Linked DNA regions of Homo sapiens: region 1 is linked to region 2. Evidence: chromatin loops called from intact Hi-C (ENCODE). Cell type or tissue: stomach. All regions are shown on one strand. Links, peaks and the distances in the headings refer to the core of each region. The heading gives the core; the rest is flanking DNA. Region 1 has its middle 54 kb from the start of MIR4642. Region 2 has its middle 230 kb from the start of MIR4642.

Region 1 (9,296 bases), core at 646-8,645, 180 kb before region 2:
GCACCACAAAACCCTAGAACAAGGAGGGTTCTAAGAGACCAGTGAGTTCAGAGGACTGGGCCCATCAGGAAGCTGACTTGCCCAAGGCCCCCGAGAGCCAGGGCTGCACCAGATGCCACGGGACCCCACCCAGGACTTTCCACCTAGGGGACCCAGGATGCTGGGGTCTGGCTGCCCCACATGGATGTCCTGGGTCCTGGCCCCCAAGAAATCTCTGAGAGCCCTTTCAATGTGAACATCCTGGGGTATGGTTTGAACTGGAATGAGAGAAGCTGGGCTTCTCATTTATTTTTACTTTTTTTGGGGTGGGGTCTCACTCTGTTGCCCAGGCTGGAGTGCAGTGGCAGGATCATAGCTCACTGCAGCCTCAACCTCCTGGATTCAAGTGATCCTCCTGCCTCTGCCTCCCAAGTAGCTGGGACTACAGACACGTGCCACCATGCCCAGCTAATTGTTTTATTTTATTTTATTTTATTTTATTTTGTAGAGACAGGTCTCACTATAATGTTGCCCAGGCTGGCCTTGAACTTCTGGGCTCAAACAATCCTCTTGCGTTGGCCTCCCAAAGAGGTGGGATTACAGGCGTGAGCCACTGCACCCGGCCCAGGGTCATTTTTAAGGGCTTTCTTAGAAAAACCCAAATCATTTCTGAGTCCAAAAGTCACACACGCATCACACCAGGAGAGACAGGCAGATGGAAGAAGAAACAGAGGCCCATGTGGCCAGGGGCAGACACGGTGAGGGATGCAGAGAATAGGAAAGACTGGAGTAGAGACAGACAGGGAGACAGATGGACAGGGGGAGAGCAGAGGTGGAGTAGGGAGAAAGACGAGGGGCAGGGGGAGCACAGGAAGAAACGGAGACTCCCAGCTGGGTCTCTGTCAAGAGTGGAGCCTGCAGACCACAGCCCTGCCCCAGCATCCTGATCCCCCAAAAGGGGGTGCTGTCTCCAGCTTCAATTGAATCCACCTCAGGCCTAAGGGTTCTCATTATTTCATTTCTCATGTTCATGTTTGAAAAAAAGACCTTGCCTTCCCTTCCCCCTGCCCTCCCCATCACCGGACTCTTGCCACCATCCCAGCCCTGAAGAGGAAGGACAGAAAGCCCTCTCCATTCATCAGGGCAGAGGCTGCGTAATGGCGGTGAGCGAGGGGCTGGAACTACCGTCTGATTGAACATTAGTCATCCTGCACGTTATATTCTCTAATGAGAAAATTATTTCAAATTGCCTCAAGGGATGGTTGTGATTAAACTATTTGCCTTGACTTCCTCTGCTAAATTGAACGTGTGCGCTTGTGTGTGTGTGAATACCCACATGCACACAGTCTCCCCCACCAAATGTGCTCACCAAAGGCCCTGGAACACATCCTCTGAATTCCAGAGGGTTTAGCTTCCAACCTGTTCACGGTATGCCTTTTCCTGCTGCAATTCAGAGCCAGCCAGGTCCTGAGAAGGGAGAGGGAGGCTGTTAGTGGAGCTGTATCAAGCCCTGCCAACCAGCCCCCATTCCTGCAAGGTCTTAGTTGCCTGTGTTTCAAAGGGAGCTGAGCTTCTATGGATGAGCTTCTCTTGGGTGTCAGATGTCTGTCTCTTAAAGAGAGAAGCATTCTTCAGGCAAGAATCTGGAGCTCTTTTCAGATCCCTCTTTATTTTCTCTGCTGTGAAACTCCAATTTTATTTGGACCTCCTGTGCATAAGCTGGGCCAAGCCATTAATATGCCAACCCTATTTGCCATTTTTGAAGGTTTTTGAAGCATATTTCAAAAGAGAACCAAAGCATACCATTAAGCAAGGAACTCGAAAGTTTTTATGCAGAATTTATAACATCAAAAAAGAACCCAAAAGTGCATGGTCTTGATTATTAGGACATCAATATGCCATTACCCCAATTCCCTTCTCTCTAAATCCTAGCCACACTTCAAGGGGGTAGTGCAAATAGTCCCTTCTCTGGAATCTCTCTCTGACCATTGCCTCAGTCACAATTAAGCCCTCCTTGTTCTGGGCTCCCATGACTTTGTCTCTGGTTGATAGAATTCAACAAATGCTTATTGAGTCCATATCAATGAGCTGCTGCTAGGCTATACTTGTTAAAAAACAACCCCCATGACTCAGTGGTTTATGGCAGTAGCCTTCCATGTCAGCTGCACACTGGTCATGACACTGCCTATTCATTCTGGGATCCAGGCTGAAGTAGCAGCCCCCGTCTAGGACATGCCATTCTCCAGGTAGATGGAAACAGAGGACAATCATCAAACCATGTGTGGCTTTAAAAACTCTGCTCAGATGTAGCACACATCACCTCCATTCACATCCTATTGGCCAAAGCAGGTCATGTGGTCAAGCCTGATGTCAGTGGGGAAGAATCATCCTTTTACCATGTGCCCATGTGAGATGTCCTGGATATACAAGGATCAATTCAGTGCCTTTGGACTCACCATTTGGAGCACTTTGGTGTCTATTCTTAGCCTTCTACCAAAATCCTCTTCCCATGATCATTAGGGTCTTTACAATCACCATATTTAATAATCCTTTTTTCTTTTTGTAGGCAAGTTGCATGCTACTTGATATCTTGGCTGCGTGTGATTCTGTTGACCACTCTCTTCTCTCAGCTTCTGGGATGTAGCTTTCTCCCAGTCCTCTTTCTACACCCCTGGATACCCCATCTCTGTAGCTTTTGGTCCATCTCTCCTACCTCTCCTTTCAATTCCTTTAAATGTTATGGTTCCCTTTGGGTTGGGGAAATCTCTTCCCTGGAGTTAATTTTAACTTCTGCTTCCATCTCTATGACCATAAACTCATTTTTTTCCTGCTAAACCTGGTCCTCCTCTTATGTGGCAGATTACATATGGGCCACACCATCTTTGCAGCTGTTCCTATGACATATGAAATTGACTTCCTCTCCCCCTGAATCTGGGCTGCGCTTGTGGCTTACTTTGACCCATGGAATGTGATAGAAGAGGCATTGTGAGAGTTCTGAAGCCAGCTGCCATGTAAAGAAGGCTGTCTAGTCTGTTGGAGGATGAGAGATGGAGAAGAACTGAGGTGTCTCCGGTGACAGCCAGTGCCAACTTCCAGGCTCAAGAGTGGGGCCAGCTTGGACCTTCCAGCCCAGCTGATCCTCCAGCTGAATGCAGCCAAATGAGTGAGTCCAGGCATGACCAGCGGAGGAGACATCCAGCTGACCCCTAAAGCTTTGCTATTTAAGTCATTAAGTTTTGGAATGGTTTGTGATGTGCGATAGATAATGGAAACATCCTGTATCCCCTAAATTGGTTAACGGCGCTGCTATCTAACCAGTTATATAACCACTGCTATCTAATGGCACTGCTATCTGACCCCTAAACCTGGTAGTCACCCCTCTTTTCTCTCTCTGCTTCAACCCTACATCCACTAGGTCAATGAGACCCATCAAAGTGATCTAAGGGGGGAAATGGGAAACTGGAGTTTGATGAGTATAGTGTTTCAGTTTAGCAAGATGAAAAAGTTCTGAAGATTGGTTGTACAACAATGTGAATATTCTCAACACTGCTGAACAGTACTCATGAACATGGTTAGAATGTTAAACTTTGTATGTATATTTTGCCACAATTAAAAAAATGATCTAAATATTTCCTGATTTTGCCCCCTCCTCTCAATCCCCACCCTCCACACTGCTTTCTTTCTGAAATGCAGTTCCAGCCTTGACACTTATTTTAAAACTCAGAGCCTTCCTCTCTGCCTTCCGGGTAAAATCCAAACCCTGTACCAGGAACTGTAGGGTTACCTGTCTGCCCTCGTGTCCCACCACTTCTGTTCTCACTGAGGTTCTCCTGTTGCTTGTGTGCCTTTCTATCTCTTCCTTGCTTCTGGACCTCCTTGCTTTGCACAAGAAGTTTCTTCCACTGGGATGTTCTTACTGCTTTTTATTAGACGTTGGCATCACTCACTGGGTCTTCAGGGTTCCTGTTTTTAATGCAACTTAAGCTACCAGTATATACAAATTTTTACTTTTTCTAACCCTTTGATCTAGTAATTTTAATTCTGAAACTCCAACCCATCAAAAGCATACAAATGCCAAATAACTAGCAGGACCCTGGGGATAATGGTTAAGAGTAGATGAGAGGGCAGGGAAGAAGCCATGGCTTACTGTGACAATCTTGTCACATCACAGGGGGTCAACATGTAAACACGCGGTGTCATGTGTTGCTGCAGCCGGTGCTAGTGTCTACCACGTCGGGGTATTGCCCCAGACACTTTCCATCTGTGTCTCTGATTCTTATCACACCCGCATGAGGTGTTTACTACCATCCCTATTTCACAGATGAGCAAATTGAGGCTCACTGAAGTATCACACACATATAGAAATGTAAACACATCATCTAGAGAAAGCCATGTCCTGCAAGCTGAGAGAAGAGATTGGTTGACAGAGTCATATGCTGCCAAGATATTAAATAGCATGCAATTTGCCTAAAAAAGAACAAGAGAACCATGTATGGTGGTTCACACCTGTAATCCCAGCACTTTGGGAGGCGAAGGTGGGAGGATCGCTTGAACCCAGGAGTTTAAGACCAGTCTGGGCAACAGTGAGACCCGGTCTCTATAAAATATGTTTTAAAAAATTAGCCAGGCTTGGTGGTGCATGCCTGTGGTCCTAACTACTTGGGAGGCTGAGACAAGAGGATCGCTTGAGTCTGGGAGGTCGAGGCTGTCGTGAGCTATGATCATGCCACTGCGCTACAGCCTGGGCAACAGTGAGAGACTCTGTCTCAAAAAACAAAAACAAAAAACAAGAAAGAAAAAGAAAAAAGAATCACTAGATTTGGTGAACACGTCAATGGATTAGTACAAAGTGAACATGTCTGTTGACCACTGCCCAGAACAAGAAAGAGAATGTCACCAGTGCCCCAGAAACGCCCCTGTGTCCCTCCTAGATACTAGTCCCACTGTCCTCAAAGGTAACCGTCATCCTGGCTTCTAACTAATCCGTGGGCAGTTTGTCTAAAGTTGTGCTGTGAGGAAAGGGACCGGTGGCTTCTGTACTCCTCTGTTCTGTCACATGAGCCCCAAAGGTGGACAGTGTTCGGTGGCAGTGACAGGAGAGATGGGGCTGACTTCCCAGCTCTGCTGCATCCCGGCCCTGACTTTGCTAGGTGTGGGCCTGACCATCTGTGTGTCTGGGGAGAAGGCCATGCGTTTCTCAGCACTCAGAGAAAGACCTGCCAGGGGAGCCTGTCTCTTTTTGTCTGCCCCAGGCAGGGGCTTGGTCTTCGAGGCGTGTGCCTATACACATAGACACACACAGACACCCCTATGATCTATCTCCAGCTTGGAGGCTGTTGCAACTACAAACCTTCCAAATAAATCCCTGATCTCTCCCAGAAAGCTGTTGTGAACTCAGTGGAAGGAAAGCTTTTAAAGTGACCCTCCATTTAAGCCCCGAGTCAAAGCCTTATGTGTTTTCTTTCCTTTTCTTAACTGGAAGGTTATGTGTTTCTTAGCTACTGGTCAGACTGGATGAGACTGCCAAAAAGCTTTCAGGGAATTTCCTCACCATGTAACAAATTTATGAGTCATATGAAAAACTGGGAAATGCTTCAACCAGCTGCCTCTCATTGACTCAGAGCCTTTCTCACAACACCTTGGTGCTGGGGCCTTGGATGGAGCCAGCAGCTGGGTTTATGATAACTACAAATGGCCTGCCATTGTCTGGGAGGAAGCTGTCTTCATCTCCCCTTTTATTTCCATTCTCCTGTCCTCCCCAGCAGAAAGCTATAAACGTTCTCTGAAACAGTTCAGCCACTGAAAGGGCAACTGCAGAGGTCTTGATTGTCCTAAAAAGGCCCCGCGGATGGGTGGGTGGGCTGGTAGGTAGCTGAAGGCAGGTTTGGGACCTCATTCTCCATCACTGTTAGGTAACCTTTGGGCTTCTTAGACTCAACCTGCCTAAAACTGAGCTCTGATCTCCCCTTCTTCCACCCCTTGCTGTCTTCCCCATCTTACAAAATGCTAACTTCATCAGTGCCAGATTGTATTTTCCTAAAGTGGCCACAGTAATATCCCTCATCTCACATGTCCTTCTGCAGTGTGACCTTGCCACTTTCCCATCAAGAAGTAGAGGTAATTTTTCCATCCTCTTGAAACAGGCCAGGCCCTGTGACTGCTTTGAATAATACAGTAGGGTAGAAGTGATGTGGTGCCAGTTTGGGGCACAGCCCTTAACCAGCCTGGCAGCTTCTACTTCCACCTGGAAGCCAGCCATCCCTATGTAAGAGGTGGGACTATCCAAGGACCACCGTGCTGTGAGAAGCCCAAGCCACATAGAGGAGCCCTAGAGGATGAGACAGTAGAGAAGGGGATGGGGCTGGGGAGGGAGAAAGAGAAAGAGAGACTAAGATTCTAGGAAGCGCCCAGGTGCTGCATGTGTGTGTGTGGGGGGCGCCATTTTGGAAGTAGAATCTTCACCCCAGCCTCCCCAGCTAATGTCACATGGAGCAGAGACAAATTACCCAGCCAAGCTTTTTCCTAGTTCCTGGCCCACAAAATCATGAGCAAAATAAATGCTTGTTTTAAGCCACTAAGTTTTGGGGTAGTTTGTAAACAGCAAGAGGTAACCAGAACACCATCTTCCCAGTTGCCAGACCAAAGACTTCCTGAAGTCATCTTTGACTTTCCTCTTTCTCTAATACTCACATCCAATCTGTAGGCAAACGCTGTGCATTTATCTTCAAACTATATCCAGAATATATCCACTCCTCATCACTTCCTGTGATATTGTGATTTCTAATAATATACATATTTGTCCTCCCCACCCCCCATGGCTGGCAGCCCCTGCATAGCCTCAGGATGGGAGCTGGTCACTAGAATGACCAAGGCAGGATTAGACGGTTGGGACTTTCAGCCCCACCCCCATCTCTGGAGAAGGGAGAGGGGCTGATGGTTGAGTTGATCAGCAATGGCTAATGAAGCAATCAATAATGCCTGTGTAATGAAGCCTGAAAAAGCCCCAAAGAACTCGGGTTGGGAGAGCTTCCAGAGGTCTGAACATGTCCAAGTGCCTGGAGGATGGTGCACCCAGAGAGGGCATGGAGGCTCTGTGCCCCTTCCCACATGCCTTGCCCTGTGCATCTCTTCCATCTGGCTGTTCATCTGTATCTTTTATTAAGAAACCAGTAAGCATAAGTGATAGAGTTTGGATATTTGTCCCCTTCACATTTTGTTAAAATTTGATCCCCAATGTTGGAGGCGGGGCCTGGTCGGAGGCGTTTGCATCATGGGGGTGGATCCCTCACAAATGGCTTCGTGCCTTCCTCGCCCTCGTAGTAATGAGTGACTTCTTGCTCTGTTAGTTCCCCCAAAATCTGATTGTTAAAAAGGCCTGGCACCTCCTCCCCACTCACCATATGATGCCCACCTCCTTTCTCCTTCTGCCAAGATTGGAAGCTTCCTGAAGCCCTCGCCAGAAGCAGATGATGGCACCATGCTTCTGGAACAGCTTGCAGAACTATGAGCCAAAGTAAATCTATTTTCTTTATAAATTACCCAGTCTCAGGTATTCCTTTATAGCAATGCAAATGGACTAAGACAGTAAGTAAAGTGTTTCTCTGCATTCTTTTTTTTTTTTCTTGATGGCAACTGTGTTTCTCTGCATTCTGTGAGCTGTTATAGCAAATTAATTGAACCTAAGGAAGGGGTCATGGAAAGCCGCAATTTATAACTCGCTGGTCAGAAGTGTGGGTGACAGTATACTAATTGTGACTGGTGTCTGAAGTTGGGGCAGTCTTGAAGGGCTGAGCACTCACCCTGTGGGATCTGATGCTACCCCCAGGTAGATGGTGTCAAAAATGAATTGAATTAGAGGACACCTGCTGGCATCCGCTGGAGAATCTGGTGTCAGAGTGTTGTGTTGCATGAGAGTAGTGAGCAGGAGAAACACTTGGGCTTTTTTCCTCCCTGTATCTCCTACTTCCACTGCTGTTGCTCTAGCCTAAGCCCCCACTTTTATTTCTCACCCTCTTTTTTTTTTTTTTTTTTTTGAGATGGTGTTTCACTCTTGTTGCCCAGGCTAGAGTGCAATGAAACAACCTCAGCTCACTGCAACCTCTGCCTCCCTGGTTCAAGTGATTCTCCTGCCTCAGCCTCCCGAGTAGCTGAGATTACAAGCATGTGCCACCATGCCCAGCTAATTTCTGTATTTTTAGTAGAGACAGGGTTCATCCGTGTTGGTCAGGCTGGTCTCGAACTCCCAACCTCAGGTGATCCGCCCGCCTCAGCCTCCCAAAGTGCTGGGGTTACAGGCATGAGCCACCACATCTGGCCTTCTCACCCTCTTAACCACACCCTTCAGTTTGCTTCTACACAGATATGGCAGCCTGCAGGATCCTGACAAAAACCAAGTTAGCCTGTGCCTCTCCTCTGCTCAGAACCCTCCAGAGGCCTCCGTTGCACTCAGGCCCTGCTCCCTCTAGCCTTGTCCCTCTCTGACGTCACTTCCTACTGTCCTCCCCCTTGCTCATTTTATTCTGGGGGCACCTGCCTCATGGTTGCTTCTCTGTGCAGCCTCAGGCCCTGCATTTACAGCACATTTTTGCAGAAACACCCTTCTCTACGTGGCCGCATGGCTCTCACTGTCACCCCTGCACAGTCCTGATGCAGGTGACACCCGAGTGAAGCCCCTCCTCTTGTTCCCACCTGCCTTGCTATATACACTCCTATCACCCTTCCCTTCTTCTCCAAACGATTTTTCTTCATAGCATTTGCCAACCAGTGGCAGCTTGGCAACCTGACCCACTGGTTGGTAAATACTATGAAGAAAAATAGCATTTGATGGCTTCTCGGCCTTTTGGCTAAGATCGAGTGAAAAATAGCGTTTGGAGAAGCAGGGAAGGGTGATAGGGGTGTATTCAAAGTAATTCAAAGTAATGGCAAAAACCGCAATTACTTTTGCACCAACTGAATATTTAGTACTGTCTTCTCGCTAGAATGTTGTCTCCAGGGGGCAGAGACTTTGATCTGTTTTGTTTACAGAAATAACCCTAGAGCCTAGAACAATGCCAGCACCCAGTAGGGGCTCAAATCACACTTGCCCAGTGCGTGAGCCTAACTTTTCTGAGCCTCAGTTTCTTACTGCAAAATGAGAGAAATTACAGTTGCTTTCAAGGGGTTGTGAGGACTAAATAATAAAAGTTATATGAAGCACATGGTGTTGGGCCTGGTACAGAATTGCCCCGAGGAGCTGGGCCCGGAGAGGGTACAACTTCCAGTGCCTCTTTAAATAATGCCTATCCTTTTGAGACAAAGAACATATTTTTGACATTACC
Region 2 (9,296 bases), core at 704-8,703:
CCAGGACACGTGTCTAAGTCATCAAGAGCAAGACCGAAGGAAAGTTGGTGCTGAAATGATGGAGGGAGAACTGTTTATTGCCCACTGCTCTGGGCGCTGGGAGTACAAGGGGAAAAGACACAAGCCCAGCCTTCAAGAAGTTTATGTGGGCGAACAGGAAGGATTTCTGTGGGGTGAAATTCCATAAATGAGGGAGCACAGTAAGGTAGACCTAATGCAGCTTGAGAAAACTTCCAGGAGAAGCCGACAGCTGGGTTGCGCCCAAGAGGAACAGAAGTTAGCCAGGTAGAAGGGTGACAACAGGACTCTACAGTTCAGACCTGCAAGGGGCATGGCCTGGCTGGCAGGTGGGGCAGGAGAGTGTCCATGAGAATGTTCTGTGCAGCAAACCAAGCACTCGAAGTTTGTTCTCTGAGCTGAAGGGAGTTTTGAAGGTTTTAAGTAGGGGAGGGACATGATGTGATTTACATTTTGGAAAAGGTTAATCTGGCTGAAAGGATCAGGACAGGAGGGGGAGCAAAAGCAGGGCTCCCTTAGTGGTTGACAGTAACCCAGGCAAGCAAGGGAAGGGCCTGAAGGCAGTGGAGGTAAAGAGGAAGGGGCAAGGGACAATGGGATTATTGCAAGGCATCCCCCAGAATGCTATCCCCTACAGGGTCAAAGCCATCTCTCCGGGAGGAGACAGACTCCTGGTGCTATTAAGGTCACAGATAGGGAGCGATGCTCTCTGGATCCCAACCCAGCTCTGACTCCCAACACCAAACCAGTTCCAGGCTGGCAGGGCTGTCCTGCATTTTATGTCTTTGATGAAATTATGCCCAATGTGATATGTAATTTTTTTAAGGTAGGAAAGCATAATATGCTTTAGGAAGATTTCTATAAAACAATTAAAATATCAAAGAGTGCTTTCTCTGGAGAGAACCTGGTAAGTCATGAAGCTGGTGTCCCGATGCCAAGTGGTGACTGTAAAAGTATGTGTTCCAGCCACTGGGAACATGGGCTCCAAGAGAGGCCCCATCATTCAAGGTCTAGGGGGTGGCAGGGCGGGGTGGTGGTCCTTTAGAAGGGCTGTGTCTGACCTAGAGACCAACGGGGAGGTGAAAGATGAAAGGCTTTGAGAGAGAAGGACAGTGTGGGCAGCTTTTTAGAAAGGGCAGAGCCGGGCCCTGCTGCCATGGGAAGGGGCTCGCTGTGTTTACACGGTGACATCGGACCCACCACCAATGGCTCTTATTGAAAAGTGCGGTGGTCTCCACAGGAAGAGGAGAATGGTATGTTTCAGGCTTTCTCTCTCTCTCTCTCTCTCTCTCACCACCACCCCCCGCCCCACACACACACACATGCATACACATACACAGTCTTTTTAAATGTAAAGAGCAAGGGGAAAATGTCTATTTGCACATCTGGCTTGTTCTTTAAATAGCTCATTCCAAGAAAGAAATATGTTCTCCCTGCCTTAATTTATGTTTCTACCTTTTTCTTCCAATAGGCCTGCAGGAGGAAAGAGGGAGGGAGGGGAGGCCTGAGGCCTTGCAGGGATTCGGCAATGGCTTTGGTATGCTGCTGCCTACACAGCAGCATTTAACCCAATTACAGGATAATAAGGGCTCAGACAAATTATCTGCAAATAGATATGTCTATATGTAAACCCTCGTATTTGGAACATGCGTCTGGAGCCAAAGAAAAGTTAAGTGCTTAGCCAGAGAGCGACTGAGCTCACAGTTTTTTTCCCCCTCAGACCTGCATGTGGAGATACTTGACTTAGATAAATAAGAAATCCCAGGTACAGGCTAGATCCAGATGAGCAGTTTGACAGAAGGAGGAAGAGACTGTGCTCCCAGACTATTGCCATTTGGGGTATGTGCCTGCCCAGTGACCCAGGGTACACTGAGGGGCTTCGCTGGGTTGGCCCAGAGTGGCCCTCACACAGACTGCGGTCTCCGGGGGCTGCCTGGCCACCCTCCTCCCCTTCCTTCCCAGACAGCAAGAGCAGACCACCTAGAGAAATGCTCACAGCCCAGCCCAAAAGAAATTGCTGCAAGCCTAATTCACAAAGGCCATGGGCTGGGCTAAGGGCAAGTGGGGACAAAAGCAATGGAAGCTTTGTGCATTTTAGGATTCAAAGCCATCAACCAATGCTCAAAGAACTCCTGTGCTCATCAGCCCCCACACTTGAGCTGCACAGCAGAGAAAGACACTGAGGTGCAGAGAGGAGCCTCATGTTCTGGCCCATGAGGAAGTCAAAGCAGAAAGAACCCAGGTGTCCCCTCCACAGCACAGGACTCTTTTTGGGGCCAGCACCGCCCTCCAAGGAAGAACATGGCTGGGGAGTGGAAAACTGTTCTGGGCGGCACAGCTCCTCTCTGAGAGCACAATCTAGAAGAAGCTGGAATTTGTTTTCTTTTTTTCCCTTTGTCTCCCTAATAATTTACCCCTAGAGGAAACTTTTACAAATATGAATTACGTAATGCGCACAACAAAGTGTGCATTGGGTGATGCAAAATCCCTTCGTTGCCATGGGGGTATGTTTGCTTGAGTACAAACAGGAGCATGATCGGGGACGGCTCTGTGTGTGGGTCTGTGTGTGTCTGTGTGAGTGGCCGTCCCACAGCGGGCCCAGCACTATGATCTCTGAACCATTGTGCTGGCTTAACAGTTTACCCATTTCTCCATTCCACCGTGTGCTTGCTGGGCTACAGTTTTCTGCATTATGATGTGTTCTGCTGCACCTTAAAAACTGTTTTCTTTAGACAGGGTGTTTGCTGTTTTATATGGGGCTATTGAAACCAGCCCACATGTAGGCCTTGGAAAGTAGTTTTGATTCCCAGGGAGAGGGAAGTGTACCAACTGAGGCAGCTTTCCCAGAGGTTGTGGGGAGAGGGGGCTTTTCAGGTAAGACCTGCTAAAGACACCTGGACACTTTCCCTTGTCATTTCCAGGAACATCTTAAATCAGTTTGAACATCTGCAAGGCTTTGAGGATGGTCAAGTCAGGGCCTGGTGGGGAGGCTGGAGGAGGGAAGAAGCCCAGATGTCCAGCCTTAAAAGTCCTCTGTCTTAACTCTTGGAAGATGCCCCCAATCCAGCCAGGCCCACTCCTGCCTGCTTCTACCACCTGTTTTAGTACCAAGGTTTTAAATTTAGTTCAGTGTTCATAGAGCAGGGGCAGCTGAGTATGGAGCAGGGCAGGGAACGGTGGAGAGACCAGGGTGTTGCTTTTTTTTCAGACAGGAGGCCTGGCTTTTGTCGGGTGTGAGGAGGGACCCAGGTGTTTTTAGGCAGCCCCCAGAGCAGGCCTGGCTGTCTGGAGTGGATTTCAATTCTCATTTGCCAAACTACACTTTCAAGAGGTGTCAGATATCGAAAACCTCTCCCCCAAGCCAAAGCAAGCATTTGGGGAAGGAGAGGCACAGAAGGGGCTGCGGACGGTAGGAGAATATGCTGGCTTTTAAATTGGGAAAGAGAAATGTTCCTTCACATAGTGTTCCACGATGGGTATTTGTTTTTAAAATAATTGGTTAAGCTGTTCATAAAACCAGGTAAGTCTATTCTGCATTGCAAAGAAGACTGGGCAGAGCCTGGTCTTCCTGGCACAGGTGGGATTTTTGTAAACCAGAGCTTTACAAGACAAGGGCAGGGGCTGTGTCCTGGTGACCTGAGATGACCCACTTCTTAAGGGAAACCCAGAGGAGGAGAAGGAGGGAACGGCAAGAAAAGGTGTGAGGGAAGCATTGGAAGGAATGGAGGAAGGAGAGAAAGAGGAGAAGAAGGGAAGAGAAGGAGAAGAGGGAGAGGATGAAGGAAAGCAGGCGTGAGCACAAGTTTCTAACTCTGGGGTCTCAGGCCCCTCACCTGTATGAAGGACGAGGCTGGCAGAGCTTGGGAGCCCCAGGCTGTCTCAGCACCTCCATCCTTAAGCATCAATAACTTCATTGACAGTTGCCCCCTCTATAGGGTTCAGCATTCTCTCTAGTGACTCATGAAAGCATAAAATCAAGACATTCTGGGAAGCCAAGGGAATCTGGTTTAAAATGTGTGTTTGGGGAATGGAAAGCATTAGAAGAATGCTTGTGTCTGGACTATTCTGTTGTTTTCATCCTCTGTTTTCTCTTCAAATTAATGGATGAGTCATGGTCGTCTTTAGGCCTGTGAAATGCCTCCACAGGGGGTGTTGGGGGAGCTGGGATCTGACAGTCGCATTTGCTCCGGCTTTTTGGACTGTTCAGACCTGTGGCTGTTTTCCTCTTCCTCTTTCTATGTGTCTCCAGAGAAAGGATCTTTCCCATTAATAAGCAACACAACTTGAATGTGTTTCTCCTCCCTCCTCCTACCACCAGGACTAGACCGCCCACCTTGAATAAAACCCAGCCAAGTTACAGGATTTGCAGGCCAGGTTCCCCTGGATCTCTGCATGGTGCAGAATCTGGGAGGCCAGTTCCCATCTAGTTGAAGCCCTTCCTTTGCCCCACACACCTTTGATTCATCCCCCAGTGTCTGCCTTTTGTCAGTTCCCCAAACCAAGGGCACCCCTTCAGAGTGCACAGAAATAGCTTGTCAACCATCACAGGGTTAAAGAACAAGGTACAGCAGAGCCCCATTTTGCCGAGGTGCCTTCCCTCTTTTCTCCCTGCAGGTGGGCCCCTCCCTTCTCTTGCACTTCAAGGACTCCGCTCCTCCAGGGCCCACTGTTCAGCCTCCTTGGCCCTGCCCTGCTAAGCCTGCTCTGGCCCCACACAGCGCTGAGCCCCTGGGACTTTCACAAGCCAGCCATGCCCCATGATTATCTCTTGAGGGAGTCCTTCTTTCCTCTGCCTCCATAAAACCAGCTGTTCCTGAATGCTGGCGTTAGGAATGTGATATGTGATAATAAAAGGGACGAGAAAGAGAGAAGAGGGAGCATCTCATCTGAAGAGCTCTGCCAGCCTTCCCAAAGCCCTTTGCAGTTCCTACCCCTGCCGACAGATGGCTAAGTGACATCCTTGACTTGCTGTGCCGCCACCACCCTCACCCTGCCTCCAGCGTCCCTGGGGAAAGAGACCAAGACTTCTTTCATGGAGTGCCTACTATGCACCTAGAGTTTTTCATTATGCCCCAGGAACCCTGCCATTGAATCAGGAAACCGCTGAGGTTCAGGGAGGTTACTAAGCAGCCCAAGGTCACCTACCCAGAGAGGGGGCAAGCCAGATTCACTTCTGGATTCATCAACCTTCCAAGCAGGAGCTGACTGCCTCCTGGGCCCCAGAAACATCTTCCCAACCTCTAACTCATTTTTCTTCTTCCGGAAGACAGAACTGGCAGCATCCACGGCCCACTGCTCTCAGAGTCCTGGCCCACGGGCTCAGTCTTGAAACTACATCTTAGCTTGAGGCCAAGCGGTCTCCTGTGCCCAGATGAGACCTGCTGGGGAGGGAGTGGCAGAGAGGGCTGGAGAGCTAAGCCTGCCCCATCCCCCGTACCCGCATTTCCCCCTCTCTCCCCATCCCAGCCAACGTCCAAAATGCCTGAGTTTGTTGTGCCAAAATTAGGCAAAGAACATTTATACCTTATTACCAAGCCACATAGCAACAACTATGCAAATGATTAATTATGCATCAGATAACCTTCGCTGTACGTTTGATTTAATTACAACACTAAAATTCCAAATACATATATTCCATCTTTATAGATTCTTGCTTGTTGACTATGGTCATTTACTCAAAATAAATTGAGGGAACATTGTTTATACATGCCAGTTTCAAAGCCAGTAGAGAAAAGCTGATGTTTATGTAAGATGTGATTATAAAATAATGACTGTGTTTTTTCAGCAAACAGAGTAGGACTCCAAAGACATTCCACTGGAAGGCTCCATCCAATTCCAGTGGAGTTGCCATCGCTCAAGTTCCTTGTGGCATCTCTTTTGGAATTGCCTTCAGAGTCCATTTGTGTGGGCCACATGGAAAAAAAAATAAACCACTCCGTCCCACCTCGTTATTGACCAAAAAATTTCATTACCCAGTTTGATTACTCACCTAATTCACTGGGATTGGCTTCAAATGATTTTCAGTTGCTTCTAAATATCAGATCAACCCTGAAATGATGAGAGTTAGCAGGCTTTGAAGGACATTTCCAAGTACACTGAGCAGGCTCTGAGAACAATCCCAACAGAGTCAGGATCCAGGCAGCGTTGGCGGCGAAGTCAGTTTTGAGCTGAACCTTGAAGGATGAGAAAGCTCTGAGTGACCATATGAGCGCTCTTCAATGTACCAAGTGCTTTTTCCACCTAGCCCTTCTTTGGAGTCTCGCAGCAGTGGGAGGTGTTGTGATGATCACGCAATGGTAGGTGAGGGATTTAAAGGCCAGAGGGAAATCATTCATCCCAGTCCCATAGCTAGAAGACAAATAACAGGGCTGGAACTTGAAATCAAGGCTTTGTGTGCCTGCATGCATAGTGTCCACCTTCCCCCAATGTCCTGCAGGATCTCAGGAGGCAGAAGCCAGTGAGTAGGCTGGGCTGCCTGAAAGAGAGGAGTCCTGTAAACAAGAGGAGGAAGGCAAGGCCAAGGTGGTAGTTTGGGCTGGATTCTGGGAAGCTGTTGGTGCCAGGTTAAAGAGCATGACAGAGATTGAATGCTGTAGCTCCTGGGCACAGACCAGTGGTGGGGACAGCATGGGACCCCCCAACATTGTTGGCTCTTTCCAGACCTGGACAACAAGGGGTTCTGAGATGCCCCAACATGGTGAACACTGCAGGCTGCTTCACTAAACATCTGCCTAAACCAGCCTCTCTGACTTTCCCAAATATGAGGGGTTGGTTCTCTGCAGCCAGAGTTACCTGCTAATGGCGCAGGTATAGCAAATGGCAGCCTCACATGTGGCAGGAAAGATGGCAGCGAGCAACATGAGTGGTGGCCAAGTGTGGGTACATTGGATCCCCTGGGGACATGTTTGTTTTTTCTGGAACCATCCTGACTGGTTCCCAACATCATGGGTGTAGAGTTTCTGCTGAAATTGTCCTGTGGTGTGGTTGGGTATTTGTCTAGTCTGCATTGTTTTTGGTTGGGCAGCATCCTGGCTTGGTTCCTGGGCCTCCCAAGAAACTTTGCAAACTCCCACATACTCTGTAATAAACTCATTTTCATGTCAATAGCTAGAGTAGACTCTGTTGTCTGCAATTAAGCACTTTGTTCAATCCATCCTTCCGTACATTGCACAGATGTATTCTTTTCTTTAAACAATTTATTCAACATCTACTAGTATCAAGTTTTGTGTTTTGACTTGCATTTTTCTTGTTTAATACAACAACTGCCTTGTGACATAGTACCTACTAAGAGAGGAGTACACTGAAGCTCAGAGAGGTTAAGAAACATAACTCAAGCTGCAGAGCCAGATTTGGGCAGATTTTCAAGTTGTCTACCATTTTCCCATGACCTAAAGGTCTGAGAAAAGGATGCACTGGTGAAGGAACAAAGGTGTGTGTGTCTTTTTAAAGACAGGAGGTCCAGCGGGCCAGAGCGTTTTGAGAGGCCCTGACTGCACAACCTCAGGACAGATTTGATAATGAGAAACTGAGGCAAGGACCAGAGAGAAGGCTAATTTGGGCCCTTGTCCTCATTAGGTGCACCCTATCTTTGGGTGTGCCTTGCTTACTAATGGTGATGGATTCTGTAAAATGAGGCCAGATTCCTGTAAATTGAGATATGATTTTAAAGACACTTCGACAGCTCACTATTCACAAGACTACTGCAGAACCTCCTTTTATCATGGGAAGAAGCCTTTTGTGATCATACTGTCTTCTCTGCTTTCCTTTGTAATTCAAGATTTTCACAGATGGAGTCAGTGCACAGTGGGGTCCACCTTCCTTCTCTGCAGCCTCACCAAGGCTTCCCAGTGCTCTCCGGGCAAAAGGTTAAGGCAAGAGGAAGGGGAGTGTTTTAGTTCCAAAAATATCCCCTCTCTTTGAAGCAGGTGAATTCTTTCTATGCTTAGTTCTTTGGAACAAGGGTTGAAAGCCCAGGGCTCAATCCTTTCTTGTTGCAGAGAAATGGTTTGATCAGGGCTAGTCTCCATTTCTCAGCAACAAGGAACTGAAAACATGGAGGGCAACGATTTACATCAATGTGTTCAGCCTTCCCACTTCAGGTTCCCTCCATGACTTCTGGTTCCCCCCACGGCTCGAGGCAGGATGCCTCCCCTGCCCAGTGGGAACAGGGTCCCCAGCAGCCAGAGGAGTGCTCCTGGCAGCTCTGGCCTGGGACGGCCCCTAGGAGGCCCCCTCCCAACTCCTCCCCTCCTTAATTTCCTCACCCCCTTCACTCCCTTACCCCCTCATCTCCTTCAGCATCCTCACCTCCTTCACCCCCTTGCTCTCTCACCCCTCACCTTACTTATCTCTTTACCCCACCCTCCACTCCTCCCAAATTCTCCTAGCCCCCTTACACCCCTAATTCCTCTAATGTCTCTTACACTCTCAATCCCCAGCCCCTCAGTTCTTCTCTCCCCCTCCTCTCCCTCAGCCCCCCACCCCTCCCCTCCCTTACACTTCCCCACCATACCCTGCTCCCTTTGCATCCCTGCACCTTCGGCCCTGCACACAGCTGCTTCACCTCATCCGCAACCAGTTCCTTTTAGTAGAGGCTGGTCTGATGAAAACCAACCCAGGCCAATTTTCTGTAGATTCTGGATATGATCATTTCTATTGCAATGAATAGAAAACTTAGCTCAAAAACCGACTTGAACAGTAAGGGAATAACATATTAGAAAATGCAATGGAAAGGCCAGGAGTGGTTCAACTTGCAGGAATGGTTTGATCAGGGCTATGTCTCCATTTCTCTGTGATCTGCCCAGTTCTGTCCTTTTTGATGATTTGGCTTCATTTCATCCTGATTTCTCAGATGGTGGCAAAACAGCTGCAATTGTTCTGGGCCTCACATCCGCATACCACACTGTGGAGTGTGAGAGAGAGAGAGCTCTCCCACCCCACCCCCAAATATTTAACACGAGTCCTGTGCTTCACTCTGATTTAGCCAGCCTCAGACAGACATTATGGCCAGGAGAGTGTCAAGCACTGATGGGCTTGAGCCTAAGTTCCTTCCCATCCCGGAACAAATAAATCACTGTGGCAAGGGGGATGAAACTACATGGACTGGCTTATGGAGCTAGGAGAGGGATGATTTCCACCAAAGCAGCATGCTGCCCTACTGTGGGAGAGGATGGGGGATGGGGTAGGGGTGGGCTGGGAGCCATCACATTGTCTGCCTCCCAGTGACCTGGTCTTTGGTCTTAGGTACAATCTGAGCCTCAGGGCGTCCTAGTGAAAGC

What was found. A loop is a pair of places that touch in the nucleus more often than their neighbours do. Peaks named below come from ENCODE experiments on the same cell type or tissue, not always from the same donor. Only the 100,000 strongest peaks of a DNase experiment are listed, where the experiment ranks them.
Region 1: a loop joins it to region 2, with 2.2 times the contacts of the local background. A loop is called at or near these places in 41 of 110 quality-filtered maps.

Annotation. Positions count from the first base shown.
Region 1 is chr6:44,484,874-44,494,169 of GRCh38, forward strand. No RefSeq gene overlaps it. Among named protein-coding and RNA genes, the nearest start is that of MIR4642, 54 kb to the left of the region's middle. In stomach, for the core only: no CTCF peak of the experiment used is centred there; a DNase peak (open chromatin) is centred at 5,518; H3K27ac peaks cover 609 bases; H3K27me3 peaks cover 890 bases.
Region 2 is chr6:44,663,349-44,672,644 of GRCh38, forward strand. No RefSeq gene overlaps it. Among named protein-coding and RNA genes, the nearest start is that of MIR4642, 230 kb to the left of the region's middle. RefSeq lists enhancers at 3,759-4,267, 5,286-5,793. In stomach, for the core only: a CTCF peak has its summit at 4,943; a DNase peak (open chromatin) is centred at 1,573; H3K27ac peaks cover 412 bases.